Linked DNA regions of Homo sapiens: region 1 is linked to region 2. A link is an interaction called in ENCODE POLR2A ChIA-PET data of the cell type or tissue named here. Cell type or tissue: IMR-90. All regions are shown on one strand. Each heading gives the region's core, and the rest is flanking DNA. Links, peaks and the distances in the headings are about the cores only.

Region 1 (2,914 bases), core at 167-2,666, 190 kb before region 2:
CATGGTAGACATTGACAAATATGGAACTGAACCAACGTCTTGAAGACAATATAATGTGGCAGAGAAAGGAAAGCACCTGCCCAGGAAGAAACCTCAAACCTTGCGGAATGTAATGATCTACCCTCTCCGCTGATGTTCTTGGGCTACTGAGCACAGCTGGAGGAAAGCCTCCTAGTGAATTGGTTGTTCCTCCTATGATCTCTTGGGCTTGGGCATCATCAGGCCCTCCCCACTCCTGAATTTCTCTAAGGAGCTGTTTTTCGATTTTCCACTTTCTTCAAACCATCCATCCTCTACTTTCCTAAGAGAAAACAGAAGCCATTTGATGAAAATTCTAGTAAATCCGCCACTAAAACTTTGAATATTTTTAAAGAATGCTTTCTATTACATACATTAGAAAACCTAACTCAGCTGACTGAATTAGTAAGCTAATTTTATCAGCTCACATCTCAACAAGTGTTGTAGCAGGGCCTGTGAGTTTGGTTTTTCAGCAGCTCAGTGATGTTGTCAAGGGCCCAGGGTTTTTTTCCATCTCTCTTCTGTACTATGTCAGCTTGTCGACAGGCACTACATCCCCATGCAGCAACCTTTAGTGGAAGAAAAATTGTTCCCAGAAACATTACCAAGCCCCATAGCAAATTTCCCTTCATACCTACTTGACCAGAACTAGATCGTACGCCCACCCCTAAATCAACCCCTGGCAAGAGGAATATTTCCATGTTTAGCTTCTTCTAGATTAAACCAAGCATCAAGTTCTCTTTCTTAAGAGGCTGAAAACTGAAAATTGGAGGATGGACTTACCCCCAAATCCATCCCTCCTTTCCTAACAGTTTCACTCACTGCTCTTTCCCTGCACATGGTGCAGAGCATGATTAATATGTGTTGAGTTGATAAGTGAAGCTTGGCTCCTTGTCTTGGCCCTGCCACTAACCAGCCATGTTAAAATACTGAATGAACTTCTTGGACCTCTGTTTCCTGTTCTGCAAAAGGAGGGATTTAGTATAGCTTAAGGCCAACTATCACTGGCTCCATCTCCACGACTTCCTAGTGAAGTGAACAAAAGGTTCCCATACCTTAGGAGTGCCCAGCCTGCCCAGAGAGTGGCTGTGACTCCTTGTGGAAATTGTCAGCAATGACAGCTGTTGATGACAAGAGGTGTAGTAGTCACCTTTGTCAAAGCCCAGTCATGGTTCAGCAGGCAGAAGTCTGCATGCCTTCAAACCAGCTTTAGTTTCAGCTCAAGGCAGCAAACAAGGCAATTTCTTCCTAGGAATGCTGCCTGGCCCTGTCCATCCTGCCCAGGGAAACTTTGCAGGCCTTGCCACTTCTCAGGGTGAGGCAGTTGAGAGTTTATCACCATAAGCCATTGTTTTCACAGCAGTGAGAGCTCTGGACTTTCCCAGGAATTCCACTGGAATGTAAACAGTCTTCAGATCCCAGGCAGAAACCAGCGGATATCCTGAGCTGTCCAAAGTCCCATGTTGGATCCCAAAGATTTGATTTCTTTTTTTTTTTAAATCTTAAAATGTATTTTTGCTCATTAGATACATTTCTTTTTCTATCTCTAAATATTTAACACCCCTGATATCAGTTAATATTAATGATCTGGAATGAAAGAATAAATCAACTGAATAATAATTCTGTAATGAAAGTGTCATGCAAACAAATCTCCATGTTTCTGAACTCTATAAACTGTTAGAAACACAAGCTCATCAAATGTCCACCTTTTCATTGTCTCAGCCTGGCATGGTGGCTCACGCCTGCAATCCCAGCACTTTGGGAGGCTGAGGCGGTGGATCACCTGAGATCGGGAGTTTGAGAGCAGCCTGACCAACATGGAGAAACCCGGTCTCTACTAAAAATACAAAATTAGCTGGACGTGGTGGCACATGCCTGTAATCTCAGCTACTCGGGAGGCTGAGGCAGGAGAATCACTTGAACCTGGGAGGCGGAGGTTGCAGTGAGCTGAGATCGCGCCATTGCACTCCAGCCTGGGCAACAAGAGCAAAACTGTCACAAAAAAAAAAAAAAAAAGAGAATTACAATTCTGAATTGTTGTTGTTGTTGTTGTTTAATGAAATACAAATTCCTCTCCTTCCTATGCCAAAGTGCTCGGCCATCCAGCACGGCCTTCAAGCAGGGGACTTCAGAAAGATAGTCCACAGGAAGCCTGGGACTAAAAACTTGATGTTATTCAACTTGTGTGTTGATGATGACTGTAGGGCTAATGTTTTTCTGATTCTGTCTCTTAGATTCTCTCTGGACTATTTCATGGCTCAGGAACCACATCCTCCTTCCCCACTTCCTGAGTGTATGGGATGGCCACATATACTGAAGCTCAATCTTATGAAAAGAGCATTTCAGAGGCAGGAGGATCTGGATTTGAATTCCGGCTTGATCCTGGGCTGAACAGGACCAGTTCTGCTTTCTGCCCTGGGGCAAGTTACCCAACATCGCTGAGCATCTGTTTCCTTCACTATAAAATGAGGATGATGATACCACGTGGGATTGTTGAGAAGATAAAAAGAGAAAGCACTTGAAAAGCTTCTAAACATGACCTCTCACAAAGCTGTTCAATAACTGTTAGCTCCCTTTTCTCCTCCTTGCAGCTGCTGTTTCCTGGAGTTGCAAACGTTTCTAGGTGAGCTCATGTGAGACCATCTGAAACATTCCAAGAAGTAGTCCAGATGTAAAGACAGCTTTATCTTTGGCCAGGTGCAGTCTTACTAGAATGGCCCATCCTGGTAGAGAATCATGTGGCCCCTTAGACAACTATGACACCAGGAATTGGATGAAACAAAGTTTCAGCTACAGGATGAGGATATATAGATAAATGTTGATGACATATTTCTTTCCTTTTTTGGTTTCCTTTTCCCTTGAAAATGCTTTCAGATCTCTGAGACATCCCGTTGTC
Region 2 (2,914 bases), core at 302-2,801:
GTTCTGTCCCAGGGAAATGGGAGTTTTATCTATAAGCTCCTGTCTGGGGTTGCTGCCTTTCTTTCAGAGATGTCTTGCCCAGAGAGGAGGAATCTGGAGAGGCAGTCTGGCTATAGTGGCTTTGCTGAGCTGTGGTAGGATCCATCCAGTTTGAACTTCCTGGCGGCTTTGTTTACACTGTGAGGGGAAATCTGCCTACTCAAGCCTCAGTAATGGCAGACACCCCTCCCCACCACCAAGCTCGAGCATCCTAGGTTGACTTCAGACTGCTGGGCTGGAAGTGAGAAATTCAAGCTGGTGGATCTTAGCTTACTGGGCTCCATGGTGTTGGAATCTGCTGAGCTAGACCACTTGGCTCCTTGGCTTCATCCCCCTATTCCAGGGGAGTGAATGGTTCTGTCTCACTGGCATTCCAGGCACCACTGGGGTATAAAAAACAAACAAACAAACAAACAAACAAAAACTCCTGCAGCTAGCTCAGTGTCTGCCTAAATGGCCACCTAGTTTTGTGCCCAGGGCCCTGGTGGTATAGGCACTCAAGGGAATCTCCTGGTCTGTGGGTTGCAAAGACCATGGAAAGTGTAGTATCTGGGCCAGAGTGCACCCTTCCTCACAGCACAGTCCTTCACGGCTTCCCTTGGCTAGGGGAGGGAGTTCTCCAACCCCTTGAGCTTCCCGGGTGAGGTGATGCCCCACCCTGCTTTGGCCCATCATCCATGGGCTGCACCCACTGTCTAACCAGTCCCAGTGAGATGAGCTGGTTACCTCAGTTGGAAATGCAGAAATCACCCACCTTCTGTGCTGATCTCACTGAGAGCTGCAGACCAGAGCTGTTCCTATTCGGCTTCTTGCCAGCCACCAAGACAGAGTCTTGCTCCACCACCCAGGCTGGAGTGCAGTAGCATAATCTTGGCTCTCTGAGTTCTTCACCACCTGGGTTCAAGCAATTCTTGTGCCTCAACCTCCCAAGTAGCTGGGACTACAGGCATGTGCCCACACGCCTGGCTAATTTTTGTATTTTTAGTAGAAATGGGGTTTCACCATGTTGGCCAGGCTGGTCTCAAATTTCTGACCTCAGGCAATCTGCCTGCCTCAACCTCCCAAAGTGCTGGGATTACAGGCATGAGCCACACGCCCAGCCAAGGCTCTTTTTTTTTTCTGGAATATTCTTTTTTAATTTTTCATGCCATTCATTTGTTAGAGCAATGAGGTCATCTGTTAGATAGAGTATCCCACATTCTGGATTGGCTGGTTGCTTTCTTGTGGTGTCATTTAACTTGTTCTTTTGTACTTCTTACTAGATTCTGGTTCAGTGAGGCAAGAATCATTCACAGATGGTGCTGTGTGTTTCCCACTGCATTCCATCCTGGTTGAGCCATATGAATGCTGGCCCAGAGGAATCAAAGTCTCAGAGTGAACCTCCTCTTGTCTCCATTTTCTCCGCCATCTCACACCCGGCATTAGAAATTACAATTCATCAATCAGCGTGATGAACATTAGCATTTGACCATAAGTCATGAGGATTTCTAAAATTGGAAGTGACTTATAATTAGCAAATTATCTCTGACTCAGAAGATTGGCACATAGTGAAACAGAGCAGGTTTTGAGGTCACTGAAAGAGCCTGTTAGAGTAGGGCTCCCATCTGGACTTGGACAGATCTCTGGGGCTGAGTGTCCTATAAAGTACAGGTAGAAATTTATGCTGTGGTGTGTACATGCACTTTCTTCTGAACCAGAGCCCATGGTTTTCTTCAGAGTCTCAAAGAAATAAATAACTTTCCAAAAAGACAAAGAGCCTAAGGATTAGAAGGCTGAAAAATAAAGCTTGGAAGGAACTGGCTTTGCTTCAGCTTGCCCAGATATTCACTCCCAACACTGCAGGAAGCCTCCCATATACCACACGGTGGGAGCGAAGGGGACCTCACATCATCCGAAACTGAACTCATCACATTTCATGCCCCACCCTCTTCTTCCCATGCTCAGGGAGGAAAGGGCATTATCATTTTCCCAGGCTGGGGTGCAATGGCACCATCTCAGCTGACTACAACTTCTGCCTCCCAGGTTCAAACAATTCTCCTGCCTCAGCCTCCCAAGTAGCTGGGATTACAGGCGTGCGCCACCACGTCCAGCTAATTTTGTATTTTTAATAGAGAAAGGGTTTCACCATGTTGGTCAGGCTAGTCTCGAACTCCTGACCTCAAGTGATCCACCCTCCTCGGCCTCCCAAAGTGCTGGAATTACAGGCATGAGCCACCGTGCCTGGCCTTACATCCAAACTTTTAAGTGTATCTCCACAATGTCTCTCAAATCCACCCCTCCCCCTCCCCTTCTGCTGCTCTAGCTTGAGCTGGAACCTCCTTCATCCCTTTTTCCAGCCCACTTTTTGCTGTATCTTTATTAGTGACCTATGCCTGTGAATAATGGGCCTGGACATGCTTTCCCTCTAATTAAGACTTCCTGGGGGCTTTGTGTTGCTCCCAAAGCCCAAAGCAGGGTGCATGCCACCAGGAGATGCAGGAACAAAATAGAAGACCTCTGAGTTTATTTTTTCATCTTAAAAATTATGATATAAACCACATGTTGCTAGTATTTGATATATGAGTTGACAGTGTCTATGGGTCACTGTCACTGTATGCTTTACTTAGCTCAGAGGGGGGTCCCAGAGGCACCTTCACTCATTCATTCATTCAGGAATGATGCAGATGTGCCACCTACAAACTCGATTATCCGCACACTTAAACTTGAAAACTAAATTTTCTAGTCAGCTTAAAAATTACCCAAATGAAGGGTTTCAAGAGATTTTGAACCCATTTGTTGAGAATTTCAACTTATCTTTATAACTTCCCAACTAATTGACATCAAAGAAGATAGGAATTTACTAGCTGAGTTTCAACAAAAACTTCATACTTCATAA

What was found. ChIA-PET counts read pairs that join two places held together with the same protein. Peaks named below come from ENCODE experiments on the same cell type or tissue, not always from the same donor. Only the 100,000 strongest peaks of a DNase experiment are listed, where the experiment ranks them.
Region 1: POLR2A ChIA-PET joins it to region 2 with 5 read pairs; 4 of 35 experiments call an interaction of 5 or more read pairs at or near these places.

The regions. Positions count from the first base shown.
Region 1 is chr6:137,696,425-137,699,338 of GRCh38, forward strand. It overlaps LOC124901411 (a long non-coding RNA gene), which reads left to right. Exons shown (of 2, transcript XR_007059789.1): 2 at 2,253-2,914. Among named protein-coding and RNA genes, the nearest start is that of LINC03004, 32 kb to the left of the region's middle. RefSeq lists enhancers at 2,810-2,914, 2,820-2,914. In IMR-90, for the core only: no CTCF peak of the experiment used is centred there; a DNase peak (open chromatin) is centred at 1,377.
Region 2 is chr6:137,891,011-137,893,924 of GRCh38, forward strand. No RefSeq gene overlaps it. Among named protein-coding and RNA genes, the nearest start is that of WAKMAR2, 24 kb to the left of the region's middle. In IMR-90, for the core only: no CTCF peak of the experiment used is centred there; a DNase peak (open chromatin) is centred at 1,331; H3K27ac peaks cover 287 bases.